Regions from separate parts of the Homo sapiens genome. Here region 1 is linked to region 2. Evidence: chromatin loops called from intact Hi-C (ENCODE). Cell type or tissue: B cell. All regions are shown on one strand. Each heading gives the region's core, and the rest is flanking DNA. Links, peaks and the distances in the headings are about the cores only.

Region 1 (8,864 bases), core at 865-8,864, 120 kb after region 2:
AACCTCTGGGGAGGGAAGAGGGGCTGAAGGTTAATCATGCCCAGGTAATGAGTCTTCATAAAAACCCTGAAGGACAGAGTTTGGAAAGCTTCTGGATAGTTGAACACATGGAGGTTCCTGGAGGGCAGTTTGCTCTGGGAGGGCTTGGAAGCTCTATACCCCTTCTCCATACCTAACCCTGTGCATGTCTTCATCTGGATCTTTGTAATATCCTTTACCTAATTAATTTACTTATTTTTATTGAGATGGACTCTCGCTGTGTTGACCAGGCCGGTCTCGAACTGCTGGCCTCAAGCGATCCTCCCATCTTGGCCTTCCAAAGTGCTAGGATTACAGGCGTGTGCCACTGCACCCAGCCTGTAATATCCTTTATAATAAACTGGTAAACATAAGTAAGTTTTTCCCCAAGGACTGTGAGCTGGTCTAGCAAGTTAAATCCCAGGAGGGCGTTGTGGGAACCCCAGTTAACTGATTGGTCGGGAGCACGGGCAAAAAATAACCTGAGGTTTGCAATTGACACGGAAGGGTGGGGGAGGTCTTGAGGACTGGAGCCCTCAACCTGTGGGATCTGATGCTATCTCCAGGTAGATAATGTTGGAATTCAGTCATTAATAGAAGACACCCAGCTGGTGTCCGCTGCAGAATTGATGGCTTGCTTGTTGTTGGGGAGAAACCCCACACATTTGGTCACAGAAATTTTATGTGGTGTGTGAGAACAAAGGAAAAACAGTTTGTGTGTGTTTTTTCCCACTCAGATATTCAGGTAAATGTTACCACATTTTGTGCCTTAACGGGGGAGGTTTTTACTCATTAATTCATTCATTCTAGAGACAGGGTCTTACTCTGGAGTGCAGTGGTGTGATCATGGCTCACTGCAGCCCCCCAGGCTCAGGTGATTCTTCCGCCTCAGCCTCCTGAGGAGTTGGGACTACAGGCACATGCCACCACACCTGGCTAATTTTTATATTTTTAGTAGAGATGGGGTTTTGCCATGTTTCCCAGGTTGGTCTCAGAATTCCTGGGCTCACGTGATCTGCCCACCTTGGCCTCCCAAATTGCTGGGATTATGGGTGTGAACCACTGCACACGGCTGGGAGGATGTTTTCAATACCTAAAACAGAATTGTATGTCTCTAGCTTATCGTCACACAAATCATCCACAGTTTGAAAGTTTGTTTTCCAATTCCCAATTCTGTGTGTTCAAGTTGTAGGAAATTTAAAATGCTGAAAAGTTTAAAGGAAAAATACTCATCCAAGTAATTCATCATTAATTTTTGGGTAAACTAATTTTCTCTCACCTCCTTCCTCTCTTCCTTTTCCTTCTTATCCTTTCTCACTTCCTTTTCCTTCTTAGCCTTCCTCACTCCCTCCCTTTTTCCTTTCCTTTAGTTTTTAACTAAGACATAATTATAGTCTCACTGTAAATAAAAGTGTTCTACTTTTTCATTTAAAGCCATTTACACAGGATTTTTCTCAGTCACTTTACCAGCTGGGGACCTTTGGCTGGTGACCCCCGTGTCCGGGCCTTGCTTGGCTATGCTACCCTCCCACTTGGCCTGCCTGTGCCACACCTGGCTTGTGCTCTGGCTCAGCTAGTGGCTGGGCCAGTCATGCCCCAGCCTACCTGTGTTACGGCTCATACCCACGTTTGGCGGTTCCTGAGTTCTTGTTCTGCATCCAAGAAGAATGAGGATATGCTGACAACTGAAGGGTGAGGAAGGCAGACGTAAATTTTATTGAGCAATGAAACAGTTCTCAGCAGAAAGGGGATGCGGGGGTGGTTCCCCACCCGAAGTTGTGTGGTTTTTCCCCCAGTGTGGCTGGGTCCTGGGCTTTTACAGGCTCAGAATAGGGGAGTGTGTGCTGATTGGTTTGTGAGTATGCAAAAAAAAGTTAAAAGCACCACTCAAAGGTGGGCTTGACAGTGTAAGAAACCAATTAGGGAAGTGTAGGTATATGTAAGATAGGTGAAGGGTGAGGATCAATCAGAGGAAAGTGTGCCAAATGGCAAGACAGGTTCTCAATCCGGTCCCTGGATTTATCTGGGACTTGTAGTTCTCTTGAAAAACAAACAAAAAATACTGTGTATCTCGACCTTCAGGCTTTAAACTGTCTTTGATTTGAAGGTGGGGTTTCACTGGGGACCTACCCCTGTCTGCCTAGGCATTTGTCTGCCTGCTGCTGCTCTCAACATAAGCATTTTTGTTCATTATAAACTTACCATTTTAAATGGCTGAATTGAACTTCACCATGTAAAATGAACCAGGGTTTACCAAACCATTTCCTCAATCATTGTTAGACATGTAAATTGGTGGCGGGGAGTGTTTCTTTGCTCTTATAAATGGTAATGATGAAGGGAGCGTTTCTATATGAAGTTTTTTTTGTGTGTGTGGTAATGACTAGGTTAATGTGCAGCGAATTTTAATTAAGAATGACAGAAATGTAAAGTTCATACCCATAGTGTTAGGGTAAACTAAAAAAAAAACTTTTTAAAAAGACAAATGACAATTAAAAGTAAAAATATAAATAGTTCTTGTGTTTTGTATTTAAATATGCAAAGATACCAGTGTTTAAATTCTTGAAATTATTGTTTTTTTTTTCTCTTTAGTCTCTTAATCCTTGGTTTGACCTTAATCTTTTCATAGTCTATATTCACTAAATAATAGTTGATAAATCCTTGAAATACTTGTTTTATATACTGTGGATATGTTGGATATTTTCTTTTGATTTCTTTTTTATATTTTTGAAATATCCATGATTATTACTATTTCTTGTTTCTCTGTGAAACATTTTATTGCCTAAGAAACAGTTCAGTGAAATAATGTTTTCAGTGATGTCTGTCCAGCCAGTAAGTAGTACACAGTATTTTTTGTTTGTTTTTCAAGAGAACTAGTGAATACAAAACTGTTTAAATTTACTTTACGTTAGGTACCATATTTTGTGATTTAATTGCATTGATTTTCATCTTAATGTAAATGCATAATGGCTAGCTTGTTTGGAATGTAGGGGAGGAAAACTTTTCCTCCACCCACTTAGGCTCTATTGCTGGGATCTGTGAATTAAACTAACAAAAGACATTAACAGGGGAAGAGGTCTACAGCTTGTATTGATGTTAATATTTTTGCACGCACAGGGGCATCAAAGAAAAAGATGTAAAATCCCAAAGAAACACTTAGATTTAGAGGCTCATATACCATCTTAACAAAGAGTGATAAATTGTGGAAGGACAAAGGAGGGGATGTTTGGATTTCTAGGGTTGATAAACTGTGGGAAGGTGATTAGACGGTGTATGGAGGAAACCATTGGTAGAAAAGGTTTATTTATTAAGGTTTGTTTATGCAGATTCATCTTGGTGCCATCTCTCTGTGCTGTGATAAGGATTGTTCTTTTCTTCCTGGTGTAGAAGAAGGGGGAGTTTATGCCTTACTCTTAAGTAGAAAAAGGGAAGGCATAGAACTTTTCCTGAATCTGTTGATTCTTAATTGCTTTCAGCTCAAAATAATATACCAAAGTGGCATAGTTGGGGGTGGCATCTCCTGATCCCCATTCAGGAGTTTGTGGTTTTTCAGGTTAATCTGGCTATAAATTCTGTATAAAATCTTCTATGCATTATATGAGAATGCATTTTCTATGCCGAATCTTACGGTTAATGAAACATTTTAGGTTTTCTTTAAGGGTTTCATAAAATTTTAAGAGTTTAAGAATTATGCTAAAAAAAATGGTTCTAGGTAGAGATATTTTGTATGATATGGATTTTGTATGTTCCAAGCATTTTATTTTCTCTCTACTAAGTTTAAGATCTTGTGTAATCCTCGTAATAGTCAGGTGTTTCTGTTTTACAGGCAAGTAAACAATGTTAGCGAGGTAGTGGAGTCTGGATTTAAACCTTGGTATTCTGACACTGAACTGCTTGCTGGCATTAAGATAATTTTTAAAAGAAAGATAGGTACAAAGGAAAAAAAAAAGAGGCTGCTTCCTATATCCCCAGTTGCCTTACTCAGTGCCTCCTGCATAGGCGGGTATACATGAGAAGGGAGTGACAGTGTATAGATGTCACTGAAAACTCAGAATCAGTGTTTTGAGGCAAATACGTCCATTAAATACATGTTTATATGTATATATAAGTATATGTATAAATATAAATGTGTATATTAAGAGGCAAGAGCATCAATTTGCTTATTAAGTTAGCTAAAAACATCTGAGACTTTTTCTGCTCTACAACTTAGAAAAGGGAAGTAGGTAGGAGTTGTTTTCAAACAACTTGGATTCTATGTGTGGATTCATTTTCAGTGTGGCTGTTTGCCCACTTTCATTTTCATTTTTAAAAATTCCTCCATGTAGTTGGCCAGCATATTTTAGGGCTTCTCCAGTATTTAAGTTCTAAGAAATGGAATTTTATTATTTGGTATGAATACTGTTTGAGATTTGGGCTATATTTAAAAAATAAAAAAGCTAATGTTAGGGAAATACAATTAAAACCAAAATCTCCCAACCCAGAAAATTGCTCCACAAAGGTAGAAAAGAAAGAAAACAATGTTATTATTGAATGAACATTAAATCAGACTGCTGTGCCCATCACAGGCAGTCACTAAAGGGATGGCAAAGACAGAAAGAAATCTTACTGTTTTATGTAACTAAATGGTTACAATCCATTACATCCATATTTTCAAGATAAAATTGCTAATTTTTTTTCACATTTTTATGACTAGAGGTAGGTTTTACATTTTGGAGTCAGGTGACAGATTAGGCCCATCTCCTCCTAGGAAACCAGGCGATTGAGTGTTATTTCCCATTTCAGAGATGGCTTTCAGGTCCTTAGGAAACATAGCCAAGTTATAAGACTAGAGACTTAAATTTATATACATTGAAAGGGAGGGAGAAATAAAATCTGGAAAAGAAAAGGGGAAAGGGACCTCTTCCCTTTTATTTTCAGCAGGGAGAACTATGCCTCTTATTTTTAATTTGTATTTGTCCTTACGTCAACAGTCAGTATTTTGTATCTATACCATGGCTGTCCTAAGTGATGTAGGCGTGATTGCAGTTAAAATAATGCCTTGTATCTCACATAGCACTTTTGTTACTAGGAACTTAAAGTGCTTCATACATTTTTTTAGTTTTCTCTGTTAGCTTACCATGAGTATTGCTTATACTGTTTTAATGTCACTATATTGTGGTTTTTTTCCATTTGTTTATCCTGGAACTTTATAGAAGTCATGCATTTTGGGCTTTGTGAGAGTAGGAATGAAATCTGGATGGTAATATTTGCAAAGTTAATAATGTCAGAATCTGTGATGCATAATAACATGGATGAGTTGAAATTATTTTGTCACCAATTTTGAAAATTCACAGCAGAAAGTTCTAGGTGCCTTTAGGCTTCAGATCTGAATGGTTAGCTCTTTCTTGCTACTAGCCTGTGAAAGGATACAGCCTCGTTACTGCATTTAGTTGCTAATGTGGATTAAGTTTGCTAGTTTGTACTAAAACTTGACTGTCTGATATGTGGCGTGCCTGTTTCAGAGTTATCTTAAAGGGGCCTATGAAACAGGATTTTGCAGGTTTGTACTTTACTTCACAGTGATCAATTAAAATGAGAAAATGACCTATTAGCTTTGAATTACCAGTATAAAATAAGTTGCTATTATACTTGACATATTACCTTTCTAATGTATGTATGGAATTATCAATGGAAATAATGTGGATAACTTAGCAATAATTTTGTAATAGTTGGGTGACATTGAATTTTAAAGGATTATCAACTTAGTAATTTGATTATGGCATTTCTAGGAATGAGGTGAGTCTGAATTGGAAATCATCTCTAGAGGGTGACACAGCAGGACATGTTGGTGTGCGTGGTCTTTGCATCCTACTAGGTGGCGGTATAGAATGAAATTAAAAATTAAATGAAGTCTGAGGTAGCCTTAGAAAACACAAATTTGGCTGGTTGCAGTGGCTCACACCTGTAATCTGCAGTATTCAATACAGCATGTTACTGTACTGAGTACTGTAGGCAGTTGTAATGCAGTGGTATTTGGGTAATCTTTTGGGACTACAGCACTTTGGGAGGCCACGGTGGGAGGATCACTTGAGCCCAGGAGTTCGAGACCAGCCTGGGAAACATGGGGTGGCCCCAGCTCTACAAAATAGAAAAAAAAAATAAAAAACAAAAAGAAAAATGAAAACATAAGCACTGACATATTGGGAGATAGGAAGATATGCTCATATACAGCATGGTACTGATTTATCATAGTGTTTAAGTATTTTTAAAGCCAAGTTTTACTGAGGGAAAAGGTAATTTAATGCCAAGAGTTATCCCTTCTATCTAATTGGATTGTACTAACAAGTTGTTTTTCCTGGCTGTATTAGAACATAATATCCCAATTTTAAAGGGCAGTTCTTTTAGACATGCATTGTCTTGTTGCCCAACAGATAAAGAATTTTATGAGGGATCTTAAAAAGTAGAACATCTCTTAAAGTTCGTTTTAAAAAATGAGTTGTCTCTTCTAAAATTTCTCTCTGATTGCTTTTAGGTTACCTAGGGTATGAATTAATACAGACTTGGAAACTCTGAAAGAACTTAGAATCAGCATTTTGAGGTAAATATGTATATGCCAAAGTAGTGATAAGGTTGCCCCAGTCTGCTTTGTTGACTTCTTAGCAAAACAAATTTGTGTATGAAATGAGAACTTTAACCTCCATGAGAATGTCTTTTAAAGGACTGGAAGTAGTAAAAAGAGGCCACTGCCAATTTGTTTTTCCTGAGCTTATGGTAGTGGAGGCATTGCAGAAGGCTCAGACCTGAGCGCAAACCAAGTCTGATGTCAGATCTAACAAAATCAGTATTTGTTGATCAAATTAAACTTTTTATATCTACATTTTATGCTTTCTTAGTTTTTGATTTATAATCTCTTTTAGAGAGCCACCCCAAATTTAAATTTATGCCCGACATTAACATTAACAGTGTTCTTGAATTATTTTATTTATAAACTAATTCTATAAAAATGTATAGTGTAGATGTAACTGTCCTTTTGTGTTTTTAATTTCATTTTGGGAAATTGGAATTGCTGATGGATTTCATACCTGTGTTAAAGAGTTACTACTGGGTTATTTGGATTTCTCAGCCAAGTACGTCTTCTGGTGACCTTCTTTATTTCTTTCGTTTATGTGAATTTAGGAAATAATAGCTATTTTTTTCATTTTTCTATAAAATACCATCTTTAGACTTTATTTACTTTGATTTCCTTATATTAGCTTTGAAATCTTTTTTTGAACTTTGCTCTAGCTCTTTATTTCTCCCAGATCTCTGGGAATTAGGCATGCTATTGTAGCTTATTCTCTTGTTCTTTGTTTTAGGGTAAGCCTTGGTATCCTAAAATAATCTAAATGCCTTTTGTTTAAAATTTAATTCAAAATAATGGCCTTTTATTCAACTCTTCATATCAGTAGGGCTCTCTTGTAGATGTGTTTCTGTTCAGTTTACAGGAATCTTAAACTTGGCTATTTTTGCATTTATTTTTAGAGCAGAAGCTTGGGCATGCTGTGATTTTCCAATAAACTGCTATCACAATGTCAAAATGCAGTTCAGACAAGAGCAACACAGAGATCTCAAACATTAAAACGGTAAATCTGTGATTCATCATGTGGAAAGAGGAAGAGAGTTTATTCTTGTCTTTCTTGTCTTTTGCTAAATTACAGTCATGCATTGCTTAATGACTGGATATCTTCTGAGAAATGCATTGTTAGGCGATTTTGTCATTGTGTGAACATCATAGAGTGTACTTAATTAACATAAACCTACATGGTATAGCCTATTATACACCTAGGCTATATGGTATGACCTTTTGTTCCTAGGCTACTAACCTGTACACCATGTTACTATATTGAATACTGTAGGCCGTTGTGACACAGTGGTATTTGTATATCTAAATATACCTAAGCATAGAAAAGGTACAGTAAAAATACAGTATCATAATCTTACGAGACCATAGTCTTATACGGGGTCAGTCTCTAAAACATTGTTATTGGGTGCATGACTGTATTTCTAAGTGCATAATATGTGGAAACTATGAAACAACCTCACTAGTTTCATGAGGGTAAGTTGTTTGACCAGAAATTTAAAATCTATAGTTGAAAAACAGTCATGTGGAGTTATTTTGGCTCTGCAAAAGCAGTTAATGGTAGCCAGTTTATCTGTGAAACTAGAACCTTTACCTGCCAGCAGAGATTCAGATCTTTTCATTAAGGCCAAGTTTAAAAAATCTGTTTAAACATGCCAAGAAAGTAAAAATTGGCAAAATTATAGGTTTTCCTGTTTTTATATTACAGATTACCTGTTGGAATTTTAAGTCTTGGATTTGTTTTCCCTAAATAGAAAGTGCATTACTGGGGCCAGTTATTGTCCACTAAATGAATGAAAATTAATTTAAACATTGTAACCTTATGGAAAATATAATTGGAAGGGTTAAATTGTTGTTCTTTATGTCCTTGTACATCCTCTCTCCTGCACTCATCTCTCAGGGCTGGTAGGAGTGGGATAGATGTGTGTTTCCAAACCGAATAGAAATATATCTTGATCCATCCATGATTCTGTTCTGTATATTATTGTGTGGACATTCATGAGTCTCTAATTCAGTTTGTCAAATATTTACTTAAATGTATATACAGAACATTGTAGCAGGAAATTTAAGAGGTGCAAAGAATGAGACTCATGTCTTGTTCTTATGGAGCTGTGCTCCAGTAAAAGAATAACATGTATGTTGTGTATGTGTGTCTATGAATAGCTCTAAAAATCTGTGATAGAAATTATGAAAGGCAAATAGAAGCTGTTTGAGGTTTTAATGTCACTCAGGTGGACATTGTTTTCATTCT
Region 2 (10,502 bases), core at 478-8,477:
ATATAAGCACAGGCATATATTTGATTAACGTCTTGGTGGATGAAGAGTTTTTATTATTTTTAACCTTTCATTTTGAGATTATTGTTGATTTACATATGGTTGTAAGACATAGCCAAGTGCGGTGGCTCACGCCTGTAATCCCAGCACTTTGGGAGGCTGAGGCGGCGGATCACGAGATCAGGAGTTCAAGACCAGCCTGGCTAATATGGTGAAACCCTGTCTCTGCTAAAAATACAAAAATTAGCTCGGTATGGTGGCACGTGCCTGTAGTCCCAGCTACTCGGGAGGCTGAGGCAGGAAAATCACTTGAACCTGGGAGGTGGAGGTTGCAGTGAGCCAAGATTGTGCCACTGCACTCCAGCCTGGGCGACAGAGTGAGACTCTGTCTAAAAAAAAAAAAAAAAAAAAAAAAAAAAGAGAGAGAGAGAGAGAGGTCCCAGTATACCCTCACTAGTTTCTGCAGTGGTAACCTCTTTCATAGCTACAGTGCAGTATCACAGCCAGGAGGAAGAACTGGACACAATCCCTCCAGCTGGTTCAGATGTCACCAGCTGCTTATGGACTCATCTATGTGCTTGTGTGTTTAGTTCTAGGAAATCTTAGCACCTATGTAGATTTGTGTGACCACCATGGCAGTCAAGATGAAGAAAGTTCCATCAAAAGGATTAGTTGTGGTTCCCTTTTATAGTCATGCCCCCACCCTTCCTTCTCAGTCACTACCCCCAGCAACTTCAAATCCAGTTTCCAACTCTAGAATTCTGTCATTTCAAGAATGTTGTATCAGTAAGAATCATGGTGGTGTAATCATTTGAGATTGGCTTTTTTTTTTTTTTTTACATAGCATAATTCCCTTCAGATACATCCAAGGTATTGCACATACAGATAGTTCATTTATTATTTTTACAAAATTGTTACATAAACGATACACATATTTTCAGGGTATGTGCAATATTTTGATATATTCATATAATGTATAATGATCAAACCGGGGCAATTGGGGTATCCATCACCTCAAACATTTATCTTCTCTTTGTGCTTCAAATTTTTCTCTTCTAGCTATTTTGAAATATATAAGAGATTATTATCAACCATAGTCACTGTACTGAACTATTGAACACTAGGTCTTATTCCTTTTATCCAACGGAATTTTTATACCCATTAATCAACTTCTCTTCATCCCCTCTCCCCTCTCTCCTTCCTGGCCTCTGATAACCATAAATTCATTTTCTATTTTCATGAGATCCTTTCTTAGCTCCCACACATGAGTGAGAACATGTGATATTTGTCTTTTTATGCCTGGTTGTTTAACTTAACATAATGATCTCCAGTTTCATCCATATTGCTGCAACCGACAGGATTTCTTTTTTATGGCCGAATAATATTCCATTGTGTGTATATATAGCACATTTTCTTTATTCATTTATCTGTGGATGGGCACGTAGGTTGATTCCATATTTTGGCTATTGTGAATAGTGCTGAAATAAATATGAGAGTGTAGATATTTCTTTGATGTATTGACTTCCTTTGTTTTGGATATTTACCCAGTTGTGGGATTGCTGGATCATAAGGTACTTCTATTTTTAGTTTTTTGACGAATCTTCATAGTGGCTGTGTTAATTTACATTCTAGCAACAGTGTATGAGGGCTCCCCTTTCTCCACATTCTCACCAGCATCCGTTATTTCCTGTCTTTTGGTTAAGAGCCATTTTAACTGGGGTGAGATGATATCTCACTGTGGTTTCAATTTGCGTTTCCCTGATGATTAGTGATGTTGAGCACTTTATTCATATGCCTGTTGGCCGTTTGTATGTATTCTCTTAAGAAATGTCTACTTGTGTCCTTTGCCCATTTTATAATTGGATTACTTGGGGGTTTCTTTTTCTGTTGGGGTGTTTGAGTTCTTTGCATATTCTTGTTATTAATCCCTTATCAGATGGATGGTTTGCAAATATTTTCTCCCATTCTGTATGTTGTCTCTTCACTTTGTTGATTGTTTCCTTTGCTGTGAAGAAGCTTTTTAGCTTGATGTGATCCCAATTGTCTATTTTTTCTTTTGTTCCCTGTTCTTTTAAGGTCTTTTTCAAAAAATCTTTGCCCAAACCAATGTCCTGGAGCATTTCCTCAATGTTTTCTTTTAGTGGGTTCATAGTTTTAGGTCTTAAAGTCTTTAGTTCATTTTGATTTGATTTTTGTATGCTCAGAAATAGGAGTCTAGCTTTATTCTTTGGCATATGGTTATGCAATTTTCCCAGCACCACTTATTAAAGAGACTGCCCTTTCCCCATTTTGGCCCCTTTGTCAAAAATAAGTTGGCTGTAAATTCATGATTTATTTCTGGGTTCTCTATTCTGTTTCATTGGTCTTTGTGTCTTTTTTTATGCCAGTTACCATGCTGTTTTGGTTACTTGGCTTTGTACTGTATTTTGAAGTCAGATAGTGTGATGCCTCCAACTGTGTTCTTTTTGCTTAAGAGTGCGTTGGCTATTCAGGGTCTTTTGTGAATTTTTAGAAATTTTAGAATTTTTTTATATTTCCATGAAGAAAGTCATTGGTATTTTGATAGGGATTGCACTGAGTCTGTAAATCACTTTGGGTGATCTTGACATTTTAATATATTAATTCTTCCAATCCATGAACATGGAATATCTTTCCATTGTTTTGTCTTCTTCAGTTTCTTTCATCAGTGTTTTATAGTTTTCCTTGTAGCCATCTTTCACTTGGCAAAATCTATACCTAGGTATTTTATATTTTTATAGCTATTGTAAATGGGATTGCTTTCTTGATTTCTTTTTCAGATTGTTTGCTTTCGTCATATAAATGCTACTGATTTTTGTATGTTGGTTTTGTATTCTACAACTTTACTGAATTTATCAGTTCTAACATTTTTTGGTGGAGTCTTTAGGTTTTTCTAAATGCAAGATTATGTTGTTTTATATTTAAAGACAAGGATAACTTGACTTCGTTTTCCATTTGGATGCCCTTCGTTTCTTTCTTTTGCCTAATTGCTCTAGCTAGGACTTCCAGTACTATGCTGAATAAAAGTAATGACAGTGGACATCCTTGTCTCGTTCCAGATCTTAGAGGAAAGACTTTCAATTCAGGGGAAGCATACTTTTAGATACGCATTTGTAAATTCCCAAATCAAAGGACTGTGGCACTACCTGCTTACTCCCACTCAAATCTAAAGCTGATGACCAGGTGGGGTGGTCCCATCCTCTGGCATCTTGTGCCTCGACGGTGGCTTCTCCAGTGGCCCGTGTGTGAGATGTCTGGTTTCATCAGGAGATGGCTGGTTGTTGCAGCTGCCAAGAGGATTGTGTTGTGGAGCTGTTGCTATAGAGAAAATCTGATTACATTCAAACTCAAGCTCATTAAATCAGAATTTTCTTCTTCCTCAAGGCTGGAGAATGTCACTAGGAGGCCCTTCCTCTTTCTGCCTTCTTCAGGAAGGTAAACGTTCAACAGGGCTCTGTCTGAGCATGAAAAGAATGCCTTGTTTCTTCTGATCCTAGCCAGCTGCTCGGAATATGACTCACCAGGAAGTGAAAGTGAGAAATTGATATGGTTGGGCAATTGCAAATACTCACAGATGGTCTGATTCACAGGTAGTGCCTTCTCCTCTTTGTAGCACGCACTGTGCCAGGAGTCATACCTATGCATATTAGTCAGGGGTCTCCAGAGAAACAGCCAAGAGGATGAGTCTACATACAGAGAAAGACACTTATTTTAGGGAATTGGTTTATGCAATTGTGGAGTTTGGCGAGATCAAAGTCAGTAAGGTAGGTCAGCAGGCTGGAGACGCAAGGAAAAGTTGCAGTTTAAGTCTGAAGGCACCTGCTGGCAGAATTCCTTCTTGCTCAGAGGAGGTCACGCTTTGTGTTAAGGCTTTAACTGATTAGATGGAGCCCACCCACATTTGATGGAGGGCCGTCTGCTTTTCTCAAAGTCAGCTGGGGATTTTTTTTTTTTTGATTCAGAGTCTCACTCTTTCACCCAGGCTGCAGTGCTGTGGCACAGTCTCGGCTCACTGCAACCTCTGCCTCCCAGGCTGAGACCCTCTCAGCCTCACCCTCCCAGAGCAGCTGGGACTACAGGCATGCACCACCATGCCTGGCTAATTTTTGTATTTTTTTTGTAGAGACAGGGTTTTGGCATGTGGTGGTCTCAAACTCATGGGCTCAAACAGTCCTCCTGCCTTGGCCTCTCAAAGTGCTAGGATTATAGACATGAGCCACTGCAACCACACCTGGCTAATTTTTTTTTTTTTTTTTGGTAGAGATGGAGAGTTATCATGAGATCTGACGGTGTTTTGGTAGATCCATGTTGCCCAGGCTGGTCTCAAACTCCTGGATTCAAGTGATCCTCCTGCCTTGCCCTCCCAAAGAGCTGGGATTATAGGTGTGAGCCACTGCGCCCAGCCTTCAAAGTGTGATTTAGATGTTAATCTTACCTAAAAAACGACTTCACAGAAACATCTAGAATAATGTTTGACCACATCTCTGGGTGCCATTGCCTGGTCACGTTGACACATAAAAGTAACCATCACACTGTGTTTATTCTAAACATGCTCATAGAAGTGGGGGCTTTCCTGTGAAGGGCATGGACCCTGGGAGGCCTGGATGTGAGTCTTTCCTCCTTCATTTTCTAGTAGTGTAACCTTAGCTTCTGCGCGCCTCTGTGGTCTTGTAAACACACTAGCCATTTATTGAGCCCTCTGTACTGAGCATGGTGGATTTGTGATTCTCCCTGAGCTTAAAGACTGAATGTTTTACGGGACTAACCCAGGGTTGTACAGCTGCTAAGTGGGGCCTCGAATCCAGTTCTGGCACTCCGAGGTCACAAGGCTGGCTGAGGATTTATTAAAATAAGATGCAGGGGTCCGGCACAGTGGCTCATGCCTATAATCTCAGCACTTTGGGAGGCCAAGGCAGGCAGATTGCTTGAGCCCAGGAGTTCCAGCCTGGGCAACATAGTGAAATCCTAGCTGTACAAAAATTACAAAAATTAGCCAGGCATATTGATGCATGCCTGTAGTTCCAGCTACTCAGGAGGCTAAGGTGGGAGGATCGCTGGAACCCAGGAGGTCAGGGCTGCAGTGTGAGCTGAGATGGTGCCACTGCAGTCCAGCCTGGGTGACAGAGTGAGACCCTGTCTCAAATAAATAAATAAATAAATAAATAAATAAATAAATAAATAAATAAAGTAATAAGGTGCAAAGTAATAAGGTAGGTGTGTTGAATACCAAGTTGGGAATGGTGGTCATGAATCCGGACTCAGAGGGTCTGAGGTCATGATGATACTAGTGACAATGACCATAACCGACACTCACTGGGCATTTGCTGTGCCAGTCACTTGTGTGAGTTCTTCACAGGCACTAACTCATTTAATCCTCACAACAACCCCCCAAGGTGGGCACTGCCATTATCCCCATTTTCCAGAAAATTGAGGCACAACTTACAAAATGTATCCGAGGTTTCCTTTCTTCTCCCAGCCACCCCCACCTCATCTCTTTGGCTGCTCTAGGCTCTGCAAAGCCTGTCTCATGCCCTTCCAGCTGGAACATCCAGTTATGCTACCTGTGAATTCATATTCCAAGTAACGTTTAGGGCTCCATTGCCAAACTCCTGCATTGAGGTGAAGTGGGCAGATGCCTCCCGCTCCTTTTCCTGGGTCACACCGGAACCCTTTTGCTAGGTGGATGTGGCTACTTCATTCCCTCATCAGTGTCTGGATCTTTCAGGCTTGTAGGTGCCAGACCCCAGTGGGTAATAGGGTTTGGCTGTGTCCCCACCCAGATCTCATCTTGAATTGTAGTTCCCATAATCCCCACGTGCCATGGGACCAACCTGGCGGGAGGTAATTGAATCATGGGAGCAGTTACCCCCATGCTGTTCTCCTGATAGTGAGAGAGTTATCATGAGATCTGATGGTTTTATAAGGGGTCTTTTCCCCTTTGTTTGGCACTTCTCCTTGCTGCTGCCACGTGAAGAGGACGTATTTGCTTCTCCTTCACCTTCCACCATGATTGTAAGTTTCCTGAGGCCTCCTCCGCCATACTGAACTGTGAGTCAATTAAACTTATTTCCTTTATAAATTAGCCAGTCTCGGGTATGTCTTTATTAGCAGCATGAGAACAGACTAATACAGGGAGCCACATATGCGCTGGGCAGTTGGTTTGGGTGGCACAGGCTGAGCCTGGGAGCCACTGTCACTGCAGGGTGGTTAAGAGCTGTGCTCTGAGACCATGGCCTAGTTTTGCTCCTACCTCCCAGAAGAACAAGCTGCGTGGCCTTGGACACATGACTTGACTCTCTGAGGCCAACTTTCTCATCCAGAAAATGGGGAGGCTGGGCACAGTAGCTCATGCCTGAAACCCCAGTACTTTGGAGGTCAAGGCAGGAGGATTGCTTGAATCCAGGAGTTTGAGACCAGACTGGGCAACATAGGGAGACCCTGTTTCTAGAAAAAATACAAAAATTAGCCGGGCATGGTGGCACATACCTGTAGTCCCAGCTACTCGGAAGGCTGAGGTGGAAGGATCACTTGAGCCTGGAGAGGATGAGGCTGCAGTGAGCCATGATCACACCACTATACTCCAGCCTGGACAATAGAGTAAGATCCTGTCTCAAAAATAAATAAATAAATGAAATGGGAAAAAGAGTAGGCCCTACCTTGAACTTACCAAGATTGGATACGATACTGTCTCTAAAGCCCTAAGCACAGTGCCTGCCTGACACATAACAAGTGCTGCAGAAGTGGTAGCTATTTTTATTAGGCATTTCATAAATGTCACGTGGATATCTTTTGGTTGACTCTTTGCTTGTTCTAGATTATTTTTCAGGTCGCTGCTTGCTGAGTTGTCCTCTGGTCACTGGGAATGTATTTATTTTGTTGTTCTTCTGTTGAACAGAACAGCTGGCAGAGTGGTTTTCAGTAGCCAGGCCAAAAACTCAGTGAACCCCAGCGCAGGTACAGGGCTCTGAGAAAACATCAGCTCAGTGAGAGTCCCCTGGAGCCCAGCTCTGAGAATAGCTTTAATGCTTTTGAACAGGTGATGACATCGGGTTGCTGGCTGTCCAAACGATGTGGGGAGACACGTGGAGAGTTCAGATTGATTTGCCAGGATGTTTGGGAGCATTTGGGAATACAGGCGTGGACGCTGGCCCAGCCCCAGCGCCTGTCAGCCAGGCACAGCCAGGCCTTTGATGCGGGCCCTCCTGAGCCCAGAGCCAAGCTGCCGCTTGGAGGAAAAATTTCCAGGACAGGCATCTGGGGGACAAAGCTGCTCGCAGGTTGTCAGGACTCATTCCCTCTGAGTGAGGCTGATGGATACTCATAGAGGCCAGGGACGCAGAAGCCAGTGATGACTTCCAGGTTCTTGCTGCAGGGGGGCATGGGCTGTGGGGATCCCCATGTCATCTGGGGCATAACTGCCCAATGGGCAGATGAGAGGAGCGGGTGGACCTGTGGGCATCTTGGGAAGGCCAGGCTTGGAAGAGCCATCCTTCCCGACAGCAGTTGTGTGGTCTCCAGGTCGCAATGCAGAGGCACAGGTCCTCTAAAACTGGTGACTCTCACTGCTGAGAGTGACTGCTCATTCCATTCCATTCCCTGATAAGTGTATTTTCTCTGCAGGGAATATTGCAGCCTTTCTGCACTTCAGCACTATACCTGAGGGCCGTTTTAGATAGCAAGATGCCCAGGAGAAACTACAAAAATGCAAAAACCATGGCAGTAACATGACATTTGTAGCTACAAATCCATTTTAGAGAGTAGACCAGTTTACAAAGACAGAATCCGGGAATTCACCCACTCTCTGAAATGTATTTGTGTCTCCACAATCAGTGCTCGTCTTTCACGGAGGTGCGCAAAGCGGCATAAAGTCTGAGCAGCCAGACGCGCACGTTCCCAGCGGAGGTGAAACGAGGCAATGGGCCTCGGCCTTCTGCTTCAGCTCTCAAACTATAAATAAGTGTCCTTTCCACAGCTTACTTAGTGCCACTTTTTTTTTTTTTTTTGCATTTGTGTGCTTTCTCTCGGTGATCTTGCCGTTTAAAACAGCCCCCAGTCAGAGTCCGGAAGTGCAGAAAGGCTCTGACGTTCCTTGCGGAGAAAATACATGTGTTCAGTAAGCTTCGTTCAGGGATGAGTTACAGCGCTGTTGGCCATGAGTTCAGTGTTAGTGAGTCATCAATGCATATTCAATAAAGTCTCCTTAGACAGAAACACACATGAAACAAGAGTCAAGGGTATGTATTGGTTGGTTGGAAAAAATTTGTAACCAGAGGTTTGCAGGAACCTAATACTGTATTTCCACAAAAACAATGATTCAGTATTCACAAGTCAGGGTTGACCACAACTTCATAGAATATCATACTGTGAATGATGAGAATCAACTGTATTTCATTTGGACAATGGAGATAAACTGGGTTGTGTAGTCACTCAATACCTGAGTCAAAGACACTTCCACCAGGAAGCCTCCCATGGTCACACCAGCCTCCAAGGATCGTTTCCCACCCACACCAACTCACCCCACAATATGTATTGTGTTTACCATTGATTTCACATTTGACATGGACTGTAAGATATTAGTCACACTTCCCACAAGCCTTCTGTTATTGTGTGTCAAAATCACAAGCTCCCTGAAGACTAAGGATGTGTCTAAGATAACGTCTCCACTCATAGCAGGCAATATTGTAAGTGCTTGATTCTTTCAACAAACATTTTATTCAGTAATTTGTTTGTTGGATCCATTCTTTTTTTTTTTTTTAGACAGAGTCTGGCTCTGTTGCCCAGGCTGGAGTGCAGTGGCGCCATCTCGGCTCACTGAAAGCTCCGCTTTCTGGGTTCACACCATTCTCCTGCCTCAGCCTCCCGAGTAGCTGCGACTACAGGCGCCCGCCACCTCGCCCAGCTAATTTTTTTGTATTTTTAGTAGAGATGGGGTTTCACCGTGTTAGCCAGGATGGTCTCGATCTCCTGACCTCGTGATCTGCCTGCCTCGGCCTCCCAAAGTGCTGGGATTACAGGCGTGAGCCACTGCGCCTGGCTTTTTGATCCATTCTTCTAGTGAACCAATATGCAGGACAGAATGAATGAATGAATGATATGCTTACTGAACACCTGCCATGTGCCAGATGCCCACAGGAGGATGCAGAGTCGTGGGTGCTGCAATAGCAGGGAGTGGAAAGGAAGTGCCACCCCTATCTTAGGGAGGGCAGCCAGAGGAATTTGACGAGCAGGTGGAGAAGTGCAGGGAGAGAGTGCCAGACAGCAGGAACAGCGTGTGCAAAGGCCTGGAGCCCCAGGCAAGCAGGCATATTCAGGAGCCACCAAGCGCAAGGGAATAGCCGTCCAGGTGGGTGTGGGGAGAGGAAACGCAGGTGCAGCTGGCCATGCATTTTAATGCTGAAGAGTCCTGAGTGAAGAAGAACCTTTGAGGGGTTATGCATGCCATGGTTTTGAGTTTGCATGTCATTACTTTTGTGCTCAGTGAACTCAACAGCAGATGCCCATAGTTCAGAACAGGTATCTGCCCTGTGCTGGTCCCACCTGGGGGTGGGGGTGGGCCCTGTGCAAGTGATCTCCTCTCCTAGCCCCCAACCAGGCACAAAAACAGGATTCCCAAACAGATCAAGATCTCGTTTCCCTGGCCTGCTCCCAGCAGCTCTGTGGGAACTACAGCCTGTCTCGTTTCCTCCCAGATGTTTCTTGAAACTCCAGGAGGGGCCCAGGAAGAGGTGGGTGGGGGTTTCCTCCGTGTCCTCATAAAGTGCACATTCTGGTAACCCGGAGGTTTGTCCACGCACATTTCCTTCTCCGTTCTGGTGCCCAAGGTCAGGCCTGGTGAGTGGGGAGCCAGTGGACGGCCAGGGTCCAGCCTGCTGTCAGCTCTGTCGCATCTCCCAACCAAACATATGTGTTTACCCCTCCATTCCCACTGACATTGGGGAAGAGCAGTGGTTGTCTATACCTCTGACACTAGGAGGCCGGCCCACTGCTTTCCTAGCCCTGCTGGCCGGCACAGCTCTCCGCTCCAGCCTGCCATGCAGCACCAACTCCCTGAGTGCACACCCCACTTCACACACACAGATGCACATAGCACACCACAGCACACATAAACACACAACACATATCACACATACATACAAACACATTCTCCACACACCACACCACACAAACACACACAACACATATCACACATACATACAAACACACTCTCCACGCACACACACCACACACCATACACACAAACACATACTCCATTCACTCACAAACCACACATATACACATATCCTCCACATACACACACACCCTCCACACACACACCACAGATACATACACATACCACACACACACCACAGATACATACACATACCACACACAAACACACCTTCCACATACAACCACACCACACATACACACCCTCCACACACACACCACAGATACATACACATACCACACACACACCACAGATACATACACATACCACACACAAACAC

What was found. Peaks named below come from ENCODE experiments on the same cell type or tissue, not always from the same donor. Only the 100,000 strongest peaks of a DNase experiment are listed, where the experiment ranks them.
Region 1: it touches region 2 in a loop (4-fold over the local background); 8 of 110 quality-filtered maps call a loop at or near these places.

Annotation. Positions count from the first base shown.
Region 1 is chr14:95,139,411-95,148,274 of GRCh38, reverse strand. All of the region lies in intron 1 of DICER1 (dicer 1, ribonuclease III), which reads left to right. Among named protein-coding and RNA genes, the nearest start is that of MIR3173, 5.9 kb to the right of the region's middle. In B cell, for the core only: no CTCF peak of the experiment used is centred there; DNase peaks (open chromatin) are centred at 4,244 and 7,638; H3K4me3 peaks cover 700 bases; H3K27ac peaks cover 7,348 bases.
Region 2 is chr14:95,258,709-95,269,210 of GRCh38, reverse strand. The region is part of intron 1 of CLMN (calmin); the gene reads left to right. Among named protein-coding and RNA genes, the nearest start is that of CLMN, 56 kb to the left of the region's middle. RefSeq lists enhancers at 3,265-3,314, 3,555-3,604, 2,835-4,034, 7,294-7,920, 9,122-9,792 and 2 more and a silencer at 3,755-3,814. In B cell, for the core only: no CTCF peak of the experiment used is centred there; a DNase peak (open chromatin) is centred at 3,530; H3K4me3 peaks cover 639 bases; H3K27ac peaks cover 1,099 bases.